2 separate regions of the Homo sapiens genome follow, and region 1 is linked to region 2. A link is an interaction called in ENCODE POLR2A ChIA-PET data of the cell type or tissue named here. Cell type or tissue: MCF 10A. All regions are shown on one strand. Each heading gives the region's core, and the rest is flanking DNA. Links, peaks and the distances in the headings are about the cores only. Region 1 overlaps IL22RA1 (interleukin 22 receptor subunit alpha 1). Region 2 has its middle 25 kb from the start of GRHL3.

Region 1 (6,706 bases), core at 1-4,000, 170 kb after region 2:
GAGGGACAGAGGAGCTCTGAGGGAGTTTTGCTCAATGTGCAAGTCCAGATGAAGCATTTTCTGTAAAGCTCTCCCGGTCTCTCCTGGCTCCTTCTTTTCCCACCCTGACCCTGTATTAGGCCCTCAGGGACCCGTGGGCCAAGCAACAATGCGGGCCACCACCTCGAGATCATGCCCCAAGGCAACCCCAAATCCTGGTCATCTACTCCCTGGATTATCCGCCTCCTGGAGAAACCAGAGCCCAGATCTCTCTCCCTGAGATAACCCAGGCTTTAGAACCAAAGAGCTGAGAGACCCTGTCCCTTCAGAGAGGCACTTGCACCTAGAGGAGTCTCTGGGAAGCAGATGGGGATATGGGACAGACGCATCTTGAAAAAGCCCCCAGATGCCTCCCTATGGAGGACCTCACCCACCCACATCACCAGTAGGGAGCTTGGGACTTACCCTAACCACAGGGGGGTGACTGTTGTCGTCCCTGCACAGAACGTCCAGCGAGTCCTGACTTTCCAGCCGCTGCGCTTCATCCAGGAGCACGTCCTGATCCCTGTCTTTGACCTCAGCGGCCCCAGCAGTCTGGCCCAGCCTGTCCAGTACTCCCAGATCAGGGTGTCTGGACCCAGGGAGCCCGCAGGAGCTCCACAGCGGCATAGCCTGTCCGAGATCACCTACTTAGGGCAGCCAGACATCTCCATCCTCCAGCCCTCCAACGTGCCACCTCCCCAGATCCTCTCCCCACTGTCCTATGCCCCAAACGCTGCCCCTGAGGTCGGGCCCCCATCCTATGCACCTCAGGTGACCCCCGAAGCTCAATTCCCATTCTACGCCCCACAGGCCATCTCTAAGGTCCAGCCTTCCTCCTATGCCCCTCAAGCCACTCCGGACAGCTGGCCTCCCTCCTATGGGGTATGCATGGAAGGTTCTGGCAAAGACTCCCCCACTGGGACACTTTCTAGTCCTAAACACCTTAGGCCTAAAGGTCAGCTTCAGAAAGAGCCACCAGCTGGAAGCTGCATGTTAGGTGGCCTTTCTCTGCAGGAGGTGACCTCCTTGGCTATGGAGGAATCCCAAGAAGCAAAATCATTGCACCAGCCCCTGGGGATTTGCACAGACAGAACATCTGACCCAAATGTGCTACACAGTGGGGAGGAAGGGACACCACAGTACCTAAAGGGCCAGCTCCCCCTCCTCTCCTCAGTCCAGATCGAGGGCCACCCCATGTCCCTCCCTTTGCAACCTCCTTCCCGTCCATGTTCCCCCTCGGACCAAGGTCCAAGTCCCTGGGGCCTGCTGGAGTCCCTTGTGTGTCCCAAGGATGAAGCCAAGAGCCCAGCCCCTGAGACCTCAGACCTGGAGCAGCCCACAGAACTGGATTCTCTTTTCAGAGGCCTGGCCCTGACTGTGCAGTGGGAGTCCTGAGGGGAATGGGAAAGGCTTGGTGCTTCCTCCCTGTCCCTACCCAGTGTCACATCCTTGGCTGTCAATCCCATGCCTGCCCACGCCACACACTCTGCGATCTGGCCTCAGACGGGTGCCCTTGAGAGAAGCAGAGGGAGTGGCATGCAGGGCCCCTGCCATGGGTGCGCTCCTCACCGGAGCAAAGCAGCATGATAAGGACTGCAGCGGGGGAGCTCTGGGGAGCAGCTTGTGTAGACAAGCGCGTGCTCGCTGAGCCCTGCAAGGCAGAAATGACAGTGCAAGGAGGAAATGCAGGGAAACTCCCGAGGTCCAGAGCCCCACCTCCTAACACCATGGATTCAAAGTGCTCAGGGAATTTGCCTCTCCTTGCCCCATTCCTGGCCAGTTTCACAATCTAGCTCGACAGAGCATGAGGCCCCTGCCTCTTCTGTCATTGTTCAAAGGTGGGAAGAGAGCCTGGAAAAGAACCAGGCCTGGAAAAGAACCAGAAGGAGGCTGGGCAGAACCAGAACAACCTGCACTTCTGCCAAGGCCAGGGCCAGCAGGACGGCAGGACTCTAGGGAGGGGTGTGGCCTGCAGCTCATTCCCAGCCAGGGCAACTGCCTGACGTTGCACGATTTCAGCTTCATTCCTCTGATAGAACAAAGCGAAATGCAGGTCCACCAGGGAGGGAGACACACAAGCCTTTTCTGCAGGCAGGAGTTTCAGACCCTATCCTGAGAATGGGGTTTGAAAGGAAGGTGAGGGCTGTGGCCCCTGGACGGGTACAATAACACACTGTACTGATGTCACAACTTTGCAAGCTCTGCCTTGGGTTCAGCCCATCTGGGCTCAAATTCCAGCCTCACCACTCACAAGCTGTGTGACTTCAAACAAATGAAATCAGTGCCCAGAACCTCGGTTTCCTCATCTGTAATGTGGGGATCATAACACCTACCTCATGGAGTTGTGGTGAAGATGAAATGAAGTCATGTCTTTAAAGTGCTTAATAGTGCCTGGTACATGGGCAGTGCCCAATAAACGGTAGCTATTTCCTGTTGTGATTTTTTTTTTAAACTACGTTACACAAGGAGTGACCCCCTCCCCCAATTCGGATTGGCTTCAGACACACCTGGCATTTTCTCATGGGCTTAAATGACCTGGATTTCCTCAGGACAGGCAAAGCCAGAGGGGTCTGGGGTGGGAAAGAGGAGGGACTGCAGGGCCTTCTAGAGACAAGAGTTCAGAGACAAATGATGTGGAACCTTCTCCCTGAGATCGTAGGCAGAAGCCATTGTGGGTGGCAGTGGTAATCTCAGACGGCCTCTGTCCATCCAGCCTCCCTGATCCCCCACAGAGGCAGTGTTGCACACTCTGTGCTCTCAGACTGCTGCCATACCCTCCGTATCACTGCATCTCAGACGACCCCTACCATGAGGAAGCCAAAGTCCAGAGGGAGAGGGGACCTACCCGAGATCCCACTATTGAGGCTGTGACAGAGTTGGAGTGCAAACCTAGGGCTTTTTGTCCTCATCGAGAGAGGAAGCTTTCCACACCTGCTTGGATTCTTGGAGGATGAGACTAGTGGAGGCTAAGGAGGGGAGGCCTCCTAATGGGGTCCCCAAGAGAAAAGTGCTCCTGGTCACCTTGCTCCAAAGTCTTTTTGTTTGTTTGTTTTGTTTTTCCTTTTGGAGAAAGGGTCTCACCCTGTGGCCTAGGCTGGAGTGCAGTGGCATGAACACAGTTTACTGCAGCCTTGACCTCCTGGACTCAAGTGATCCTCCTACTTCAGCCTCCCGAGTAGCTGGGACTACAGGTGCATGCCACCATGCCCAGATAATTTTTGGTATTTTTGGTAGAGATGGGGTTTCGCCATGTTGCCCAGGCTGGTCTTGAACTCATGGGCTCAAGTGATTGTCTTGCCTCAGCCTCCCAAGTAGTTGGAATTACAGGCGTGAGCCACCACACCTGCCCTCCAAAGCCTTTTCTGAACATTTCTGAGAAAGAGGATGGAACACCAGTCACCTCAGAGGGACCCTTCCCAGAGTGGACAGTGTCCTTCTCTTCCCAGGTACATCTCCTCTTCTCTTCCCCACCCCTCCCCTTTCCTGGGACACAGTGACAGGTGGTGGTGTTCTTATCTGATGGTAATTAATGTTTAACATCTCCTCGGTGTCACTGGTTTAGACCCAACACCTCCGTGCAGAGGGATGGGTCTACCTGGACAGCCCCCCCCAGCCCATTCACCCCTCCACGGCAGCCAAGTCAGCCGGATGACGGCTCCCCTCTCCCCACCCACTGCAAACAAGTCTACTTCCTGTTGCTTGGGTCACACTTGGCCAAAGGTTAACTGTCTTCACCTTGTTTATTGGTGAAAAACAACCTAACAGGTGGACTATTCTCACCAAGTGAGACCCAGGAGCTACAGAAGTTTTTTATTAAGACCAGGCGCAGTGGCTCACGCCTGTAATCCCAGCACTTTTGGAGGCCAAGGTGGGTGGATCACCTGAGGTTGGGAGTTCCAGACCAGTCTGGCCAACATGAGACCCCCTCTCTACTAAAAGTACAAAATTAGCTGGGCATGGTGGCAGGCGCCTGTAATCCCAGCTGCTTGGGAGGCTGAGGCAGGAGGATCACTTGAACCCGGGTGGCGGGGTTTGCAGTGAGCCAAAATCCAGCCATTGCACTCCAGCCTGGGCAACAGAGCGAGACTCCATCTCAAAAAAGAAGTTTTATTAAAAGCCATAAATATCTCTTCCAACTCACAGTAACACGAAGCTCTTTGCCCTCCTCCGGGTGACAAACATTTCAGAAATGATTCTGGGAGGGTGGAGTCTGAGTGTCTGAAGAGAGGGATGGATGGCTTCGAGTCTGTGACTCACCCCTCCTCAGGTTGGACCTGTCTGCACTGAGGGGCGGGGACCAGACTGCATGACCCCTGAGGTCCCATGCCTCCCAGGCAGCCCAGGCCTGCAGATAGAGCTGGAACCAGCCAGAAGGCAGAGCGTCCGCATACCCTGGAGCTGGCTGGGGACCTCATCGTTCCTGAGAGTCCTGGGTCCGATCCCATTTCCAGGAATCTCCACAGCCCCACCCTGCCCAGCAAGAGAGGTGATTCTCCAAGTTTTCACTTGCCTACAAGGTATGGCACAGTCAAGCCCAGGAATAAATGACTAGTAATATAATAGTAGCAGTAGTCAAAGTCATATGAAAGAGAAGAAGTCAACCGTGTTGCTTGGCCGTTATGTACTTGATCATTCATCCTCCTGGTACCCTTCTCTCCATGATAGGTTGTATTATTGATATTTCGCAAAGGAGGAAAATGTGTCTCAGAGAGATTACTTGCCCTAGTTCATGAAAATACTCTGGGAAGCTTACTAAAAATACAGCTTCCCCAAGCCCACCCCAGACCTGCTAAACTCACAGTTTCTAGGAATCTGGTTGTTTGTTTTTGAGACAGAGCCTCACTTTGTTACCCAGGCTGGATTGCAGTAGCATGATCACAGCTCACTGCAGCCTCCACCTCCCTGGCTCAGGTGATCCTCTCACCTCAGCCTCCCAAGTAGCTGGGACTACAAACACCCACCGCCATGCCTGCTAACTTTTGTATTTTTTGTATTTTTGTCAACAGGTTTCACCCTGTTGACCAGGCTAGCCTCAAACTCCTGGACCCAAGTGATCCTCCACCTTGGCCTCCCAAAGTGCTGGGGGGTATCTGCATTTTTCATAAACTTCTTTGGTGATTCCTCTGAAGCAAGTTGAGGGAACAGTGCCGTTACACCATCACTTTCTCTCTCCATAGCCTCAAATCAGCGCCCTAGAGGGACCCCCATTACACCCGCTGTTGCAACAGAGTTGAGGGTGGGGGTACTGCATGGCTGTGATGCCTGCAAACCTCTGACCTCCCAAGCTCCCGACTCTAGGAACATACAGGGCTTGCCTGAGTTTCCACCCAGAGAATTGGACCAGCAGGACTGGAGCTCCTCCAGATTTCCAGACAGCCAGAGCCTCTGTCCCTCCCAAGTCTGAGTGTCAACCTGGACAGGGAGACTATGGCCTGATGTCACCAATGCTTGTCCCCTGTCGCTGTCCCCACCTGCATTCCAGACCATGGGACAGAAACAATAAGCTGAGGCAGGTATTGCCAGAGAGATGGAGGCAGCCCCCACCTCCCCTGCTGGTGCTGACGCTGATGAGACAACTCTGAGACCCCAGAGCTGCTGCTCAGCTCCTTTGGCTACTTGAGCCCATTTTTCCTTCCCACTCTAAGGAGGAAGGGGGAGTAAGGAAGATATGCTTTGGCCAGTCCGTATGAGAAGAACAGCAGTTGCAATTAACTGGACTCCGAGAGCGACAGGGAGGGACGGGAGACTGAAGCAGGTACAGTGTCGCCACACAGGGGGAGAAAGCCACAGGCTTGGTTGCTGTCGGAGAAACAGCATGGAGGTTCAGAGCAGTCAGTTTGTTCTTAATGGTCATAAGTCCAGGGAAGGGAATAAAAGAGAAAAGAAGGCAAGGGGAGAAAGAAGAAAGATAAGCCAGGTACTATAGTAGGTATTTTACACATTTAACCTTATCTGAGTCTCCCAGCCATTCTGCAAGATAGGCAATTGCTATAGTCTGAATGTTGGAGTCCCCCCAAAATTCATATGTTGAAACTTCATGTAATAGTAGCAAGAGGTGAGCCCTTTGGAAGGCCATGAAGGCTATGCCCTCAATAATGGGATCAAGAGGCCAGCATGGTGGTGATTCAAGCCAGTAATCCCAGCACTTTGGGAGGCCAAGGTGGGAAGATCCCTTGAGGCCAGGAGTTTGAGACCAGCCCGGGCATCACAGTGAGACCCTGTCTCTACAAAAAACGCAAAAATTAGCCTGGTGTGGTGGTGCGTGCCTATAGTCCCAGCTACTCAGGAGGCTGAGGTAGGAGGATCACTTAAGCCCAAGAGGTTGAGGCTGCAGTGAGCCATGACTGCACCACTGCACTCCAGTCTGGGCAACAGAGCAAGATCCTGTCTCGGGGAAAAAAATAAAAATGGAATGGGATTAATGCCCTTATAAAAGAGGTTGAAGAGAGTGCCCTAGCCCCTTCCACCACATGAGGACTCCACAAGAGGCACCATCTATGATGCAGAGAGCAGGTCCTCACCAGACACTGAATCTGCTAGCACGTTGATCTTGAACTTCTTGGTCTCCAGAACCGTAAGAAATAAACTTTTGTTATTTATAAATGACCCTGTCTAATGTATTTTGTTGTAGCAGCTCAAACGAACTAAGACAGTAACCATTCACTGATTCATTTTTCTTTTTTTT
Region 2 (7,164 bases), core at 1,609-5,608:
TTTGGTTCCCCTTTGCTCAAGGCCACACAGCTCTTAGTGACAGAGCTGAAATGTGAACTCAGATCCACCAACTCTAGTCTTAACTAGGAGTTAACTTAGTAGTTCTTAACTGCTGCTATCCAAGACTCGTTCATTTGCTGACTGCCCACCAGAGGCTGGGTGTTCATTGAAATACTTATTGAGCACCAGCTATGCGCTGCCCTATTCCAGGAACAAACAGGCCATGATCCCTTCTGGACGATGCAGCTTCTGCCCTGGTCCCAGACTGCTGGGGTGCTGGGCTCTCACCTGCCTCACCAGGGGCAAGTTCAGCGGTACAAAAGCACATGGCTGCCCTCTCTTCTTTTTCTTCCTCTTCCTCCTCCTCCTCTTCCTCCTCCTCCTCCTCCTTCTCCTATTCCTCCTCCTTCTCCTCCTCCAGCTGCTCTCCCCTCCTCCTCCTCCTCCTGCTTTCCTTCTCCATGTGCCAAGCCTGACAGCTTTCACCAGGAGAACTGAGAAGCCTCTCCCGAGGTCTGTTAACAGTGAGCTAAGGGCATGTCCCCTCTGTCATCCTTTTCCAAAGGAGAGGAAGATGCCCCACTTGACTAGCCCTCCTCCTCACCCAAGCCTTCCCTTAGGGTGGACATAACCTCCTCCGAAGCAGCAGCAGGGCTGCAGGACCAGGTGCACAGGCGGCGGCTTGGAGGGCCCTTGCACAGACCACTGTGTTTTGCAACCAGGAGCGGAAGGGAGGCTCAGAAAACATCCCCAGGAGCAATGACCCTGGTGGCCTGAGGGCTATTTCTCCCATCACATAAGCAACTACTGTCTGGGGTTTCAAAATCCTTTTTCAGGCTTCATCACTAAAAAGTGTTTTACTCCCAAATGACCTGTTGTCATCCTCCTGATCTTCTAGAGCTTTTTTTTTTTTAAATAAACCCCTCCCCTTGCTCAAGGTGAGGTGATGCCAAGACTGTCTAGGCTTAGCTTCAGGCTTCCAGCTGAGGAAGCTGAAGAGATTCAGTAGCAGAAGCCTCATAAAGAGAGGCTTCCCCCAGGGCCCTGCTTGTTCCTGGCTCCTGCTGAGGAGCAGACATAGACCAGACAGGCTGGGACATAGGGCTGGTTCCATACTCAAAATCCTGGTTGCCTTAACCTGGGTTTAAACAGCACATTTTGATAAACAGCCCCGCTCTGAGAACTGTACAGTGTTGCTAAACCCAGCCTCTCAGGGTAAAGCAAGGCAAGGGGAAAACAAACATTTTATGGCTGTGGAAAGACAGCCACTCCGGCCCCGTGCCCTTCTGTGACAGCTCTCATTACAGGAGAAGCTAGATCTAGAGGGAAAAAAGGGCCACACAGTCAAATACAAATATGGTGAACAATGATTTCTCTTTATTGTTTTGAAACAGAGTCTCGCCCTGTCACTCAGGCTGGAGTGCAGTGGCGCGATCTCATTCACTGCAACCTCCGCCTCTGGGGTTCAAACGACTCTCCTGCCTCAGCCTCCCGAGTAGCTGGGATTACAGGCGCCCACCACCAGGCCCCGGCTAATTTTTGTATATTTAGTAGAGACGGAGTTTCACCATGTTGGCCACGCTGGTCTCGAACTCCTGACCTCAGGTGATCCACCCACCTTGGCCTCCTAAAGTGCTGGGATTACAGGTGTGAGCCACGGCACCCAGCCTAATGATTTCTCTTTAGCTTCAACTCCCTGGGCTTTCTGGACGGTAGGGCTGAATTGAAGAAGGCATAAAAGCAGAAATTAGCCACTGACCTTGAGATATTTTTGTCTGAATCTGGGAGACAATTTTAAGCTAAGCTGGGGTTGGATTTACCAGAAATATCCAGGGGTTTACTTTTATTATTTATTTCAAATGTAATATATGTTTGTGGGAGAAAATTTTCAGAATTACCAAAGGCAATAAATAACTAAAAATTTAAAAACATTACTCCACCATTCAATGCTGATATTTTAAAACCTTCCAACCTATTCTTTCCATAGTAGATTTTTTTTCACAAAAATGGAATCACAGACAAGATATTATGTTTTATAAGCTTGCTTTTTTCTTTTTTTTGAGATGGAGTCTCGCACTGTCACCCAGGCTGGAGTGCAGTGGCGCGATCTCAGCTCACTGCAACCTCTGCCTCGTGGGTTCAAGCGATTCTCCTGCCTCAGCCTCCCGAGTAGCTGGGATTACAGGAACCCACCACCACGCCAGCTAATTTTTTTTATTTCTAGTAGAGACGGGGTTTTACCATGTTGGCCAGGCTGATCTCGAACTCCTGACCTCATGATTCACCCGGCTCGGCCTTCCAAAGTGCTGGGATTACAGGCGTGAGCCACCGCGCCCAGCCTAAGCTTGCTTTTTTCCAAAAAATGTATCAATAGATTTTGTTGTTATTAATGAATGTATCAATAGTTCTTAAGCCCACTGGGCAAATTATTAAGACTCTGTAACTAGAAATGATTCCCCCGCAGCATCCTGAGAGATGAACATGATTCCGCACAGTGACTTCAGGGTGGCTTATTAAGGGGATAAACTCCTCCACCTCTTCTTGTTAAGCATGTCTGTTCGACAGTCCAAGCCCAAGATGAAAGGCAAGTGGCATGGCTGAATCAGCACTTTGGTCCCACCATGCCTGCCACCTGTTTTATTAAGCGTGCCAGTGTGTCAAGTGCTGAGGAATGAAAAGAAGGGTGTTGTTGTCAACCGTGACTTTATCCCCTCACTCCAGGCCTTCCCTCAGCCACCTCAGCTGGAGAGGCCTTGAGGCTGAGGAAAAAGTGCCTTCCAGGAAAGCAACTGCACACATTTACCTCAGAAAATAGGAAGCCCCCAAGAGCAGTGAATGAAACATTACTTTGCTGTCTTTGGAGGCCAATTTCCAGGTCTCTCCATTTTAAAATGAATGCAGATACAAAATCTCCTCAGTCCCCTGTAGCCGCGTGTGTCGTGTTTGTCCCCTTGGGACAGAAAATGGTGAGCTTATGTCCTGTGGTGAGCAAGAGCCCCCCTTGACCTGAAGTAGCTTCCATCCGTCCCTCAGCCTCCCCCTTTTCCTTTCCAGTAAAGAAACCCAGTTGCCTGGTACAGTGTCAGACTTTGCAAGGCTGTTAACGACCTATAAAAGTCCAAAGACAGACTACTCCAGAAGGAGGAATCACTGACTAAGGAAATCCTGAATGCCCTAAGCCTGCTCATTAACAAGAGGCGAATAATAACAGCCAAAGTGGAGAAGCTCATAAATTACCCAAGGAAGCCCAACGAAGTTGGGGGGTGGGGCCTGACCAATGGAATCCAGGGTTCACTTCTGGGGTTAATGGAATCCTGGCTGGTCCCTGGGATTGCCCAAGGCCAGGCGTGGTGTTTCCTTCCTGCCTTGCTGGGAGAGGTGTGGAAGTTTGAGGGAGGTGATTATTGCAGAGTCACCAGCAAATCAGGGCGATACTTGCTCTGGGCCACAGAGGGAAGTGGGTCACGCACTGGAGAGTATTAGAACTCCAAGCTTTGTCTTGGCGATGTGCTCCCAGATAAGTAAACAACATCCCTCCCTTTCCCTCCCCCTACTGGGCATCTTCCACTCCCAGTCATTTATCACAGGCTGAAGAAAACACATTATTAAAAAGAAAAAGGAAAGGCGGGGAGGAAGACCTAGGACTTCTCAAACCCCTTTCCTTCCAAGAGCTCCAGGCTCCATGCTATGATCACTATGAGCTTCCCGGACGGGCTTCCACACCCCCAGCAAACTGGGGGATGAGTTTAATTTGCTTTCCATTAAAGCTCCTGCTACTTACTAAAGATTTCACAACGTAATGGCTCAGTATAAGCAAAATGGAAGCCCCAGGCATGACTCAGCCCACCTTTTCATGACTCAGGATCTGGAAGAAATTGGAGAATGTATGATCAAATCTCGCCTGTGGCACATCCAGTACGAAGAGGTTTCCCAATGCCCTGATGTTTGTGTCTGTGTAGACGGTGATTTCATCACTCCACCAATAAAGCCTAACAGTACCAACAACAGCAAAAGAATATGGTAGCTGACCCTTATGGAGCCTTATCCATCCCAGGCATTAATAGACACACACGTTTCCTCCTCCGGCCCTCATGCTAAACTCAAGAGGAAACCTAGGCTCAGAGAGGTGACGTGACTGCCCAGATCGCACAGGGTGAGAGCCATGGCCAAACTCGGGGCCCAGTTCCCTAACTGTAGGACTACAACCACATTTTGGTGCCATATTTGATACAAACTCAGGTAGAGGTTAAGATCACGGGCCAAAGAGCCAGAAAGTCCTTGGAGACTGTCTTGGCCGCATACTTTAGGGTGAGTCACTTTGCCTTCCTGAGTCTCACCTGTAAGATGGGGGAAATAATACCGTTTGTGAGGATTAAATGAGATTCTTCACATAAAACGCTTAGCACACTTGTAATAAGTTGTCTGTAACTGTAGGTTGCCATGGACTGGGAGTGCCGGCTTCTGGGGGCACCCAGGTGGGAGGGTTTGGGGAGGGCCCCAGCAGGGCCCTTAGAGGAGCCGCAGAAAGCAGCGTTTGCCATTTCCACAATTTCGATGAAACCCATAATTATAACCCCTCCTGCCACCCCTGGCCCTGGGGCAGTGATAGAATCTTGCTGCTTTCGGGGTCAGGCCTAATCACCACATGGATGGGCAGGCACAGGGTGCTGTGGGAGATGGGTGGGGGACAGGTGGGAGAGGGCACTTGTGTCTGAGTCAGGCAGCAGGACACACCCAGAACTGCACCGTGGCGCACCCACCCAAATGCAGAAGCTGCTGCGGCCCCTTTCACAGGAGATCGCAGAGTGAGATTGCAAGGCCTAGAATTTCTGCCCAGGTTTTTTTCCCTCCTCCCACCCTAGGAGCACATATGTAACATGCTGAATTTGAGCCAAAGTCATATTAAATAACAGCTCCTCTGAATTGAGTTCTTACCGTATACCAGGCCCTAGGCTGGACACGTTTTATTTATATTCTAATTTAATCCTCACAACAGCCCCATGGGATGGTATCAGTTGGGTACACATATGTAGCAGTTACTATGTGCCAGGCACTGTTTTAAGCATTTCACGTCTATGACTATCCACGCCTATGAGGGGAGTACTATTATTTCTCCCTTTTTACAGCTGGAGAAACCAAGGCACATAGAGTGAAGTAATCTGCTCAAGGTCACAGGGCTAGAAAATGAGGGAGCCAGGTCTCAAAGCAGGGCAACTGGACCTGTGCACACACTTAACTTCTACATTACAAGCCTTCTCTACCCCACGAGCTACTGTTATTATCCCCATTTGGCAGATGAGCAAACTGAGGCTCAGAGACCAGAGCCAGGATCTGGCGCCAAGACCCATGCTCAAATCGTTATACCAGACTGGCCTACACTCTGACTGCAGTGCGTCTTTTTTTTTCTTTTTTTTTTTTTTTTTTTTTGAGATGAAGTCTCGCTCTGTCGCCCAAGCTGGAGTGCAGTGGCGCAATCTTGGCTCGCTGCAATCTCCGCCTCCCGGGTTCAAGCAATTCTCCTGCCTCAGCCTCCCGAGTAGCTGGGACTGCAGGTGCGCACCACCATGCTGGACTAATTTTTTTGTATTTTCAGTAGAGACAGCGTTTCATTATGTTGGCCAGGCTAGTCTCAAACTCCTGATCTCATGATCTGCCCGCCTTAGCCTCCCAAAGTGCTGGGATTACAGGCATCAGCCACCGCGCCCGGCCAGTGGGTCTTTTTTCAGTAGGACATGAATGATGTGATTTAAGGAAAAGAGAGGGGCAGAGAGCCCCAGTGCCTAGAAATAACCACAGCCAGTAGCCCTTACACCTGTAAGTGTTACTTTTCTTCTCATTTTATGTATGAAAAAAATTAAGTCCAGAGAGGTGAGGTCCCTGTCCTGCCAGGGAGCAACCGGGCTGAGGCTTGAACCCCTGACTCCTGAGCCAAAGCCCCAGTGTGTCTCTTCTTCCAGGCAAGGTGTCTGAAATTCCACTCTAAGAAATTCATTATTTGGGTCCTGAAAGTGTTTGGCCTTCAAATCATTTAAAAAGAATTTGTTGAGCAGCGACCTTATTCCAGATGTTGTGCTGAGTCAGGGGTTTTCACACTGTGTTTGAGGCCTAGAAGCTCTGAGACAGCGTCCCTGGTGGGTCTGAGATGCTCACACAGGTGGGGCTGCCCCCAGTCCCCTTCCCCATTCTGCCAAGAACTGCTTTCTTATATCTGTTTTATTTTGAGATACGTATAGATTTTGCTTTTGAAGAGAGAGTTCCACAACTAAACATGCTTTAAAATCACTGTATTTGGTCCTGGGGACGTAGAGGTGGTCTGTCATGTCCCAGCTTCAAAGAGCCACCTGGGACAGACAGGAAAACTCATTGCAGTACAGCTTAGCAAACCCCCAGGCAGGTGTGAAGTGCGGAGACAACGCAAAAGAAGAAGTGATTTAGCTCTGGGGCAAAGGAGGGAGAAGGCTTTCTAGAGGAAGGGACATTGAACTGAACTTGAAAAGACTCTGGATTCTCTGAGCAGCCGAGGTAGAGAGAGCATTCCAGGTGGAAGGAACAGCATGGCCAAGGCACAGAGGTGTAGTGGGAAGTGTATTGAGGGAACCTGAAGGAATCCTGGAATGGAAGGTGTGGGACACCAGCACATCGTCATCAGCTAGTGGCTGAAAGTGGAGTAGGTCACTTTTAACCATGCTTTTACGGTTAGTGTACTTATGCCGGGTCCTATGCTGGGCAGCGGGGACAAGGATATGAGCTAGACAGAGCTCCTTGCTCTCCCAAATCTCAACATCTGGGGTGGGGAGGGGTGAAGAAATTCAGCCCGGCTCCTGGTCAATGAGAGTTTCTTAGGGTGGGATGTGGGGGGCTGGAGATGATCAAGAGTTAGTTACTGAAGCCCAGAGCAGGGCAAGGCGTAATGCATTTTAAACAGGGATGGCCAGCGAGGGCTTCACAGCTAAAGTGGCACCTGAATTGGACTTGGAGAGGTGGGGATGATTGTGAGAGTCGGGGGTGGGAGAACACATTCCAGGCCAAGGAAGGAACAGCAGCAGGAAAAGCCTAGACACAGGAATGCACAGGGTGTGAGCAGGGAACAGGGAGTAGCTGGCTTGGGTGCAGCATCGGGTACGGGAAAGGACGTAGAAGGAGATCAAACTGAAAATGTCTGTT

Evidence for each region. ChIA-PET counts read pairs that join two places held together with the same protein. Peaks named below come from ENCODE experiments on the same cell type or tissue, not always from the same donor. Only the 100,000 strongest peaks of a DNase experiment are listed, where the experiment ranks them.
Region 1: POLR2A ChIA-PET joins it to region 2 with 5 read pairs; 2 of 35 experiments call an interaction of 5 or more read pairs at or near these places.

What each region holds. Positions count from the first base shown.
Region 1 is chr1:24,115,515-24,122,220 of GRCh38, reverse strand. It overlaps IL22RA1 (interleukin 22 receptor subunit alpha 1), which reads left to right. Exons shown (of 7, transcript NM_021258.4): 7 at 484-2,450. The coding sequence ends at 1,416. Among named protein-coding and RNA genes, the nearest start is that of MYOM3, 6.7 kb to the right of the region's middle. RefSeq lists a silencer at 1,488-1,782. In MCF 10A, for the core only: no CTCF peak of the experiment used is centred there; DNase peaks (open chromatin) are centred at 1,840 and 2,240.
Region 2 is chr1:24,291,219-24,298,382 of GRCh38, reverse strand. No RefSeq gene overlaps it. Among named protein-coding and RNA genes, the nearest start is that of GRHL3, 25 kb to the left of the region's middle. RefSeq lists a silencer at 232-479. In MCF 10A, for the core only: a CTCF peak has its summit at 3,472; DNase peaks (open chromatin) are centred at 3,342 and 3,882.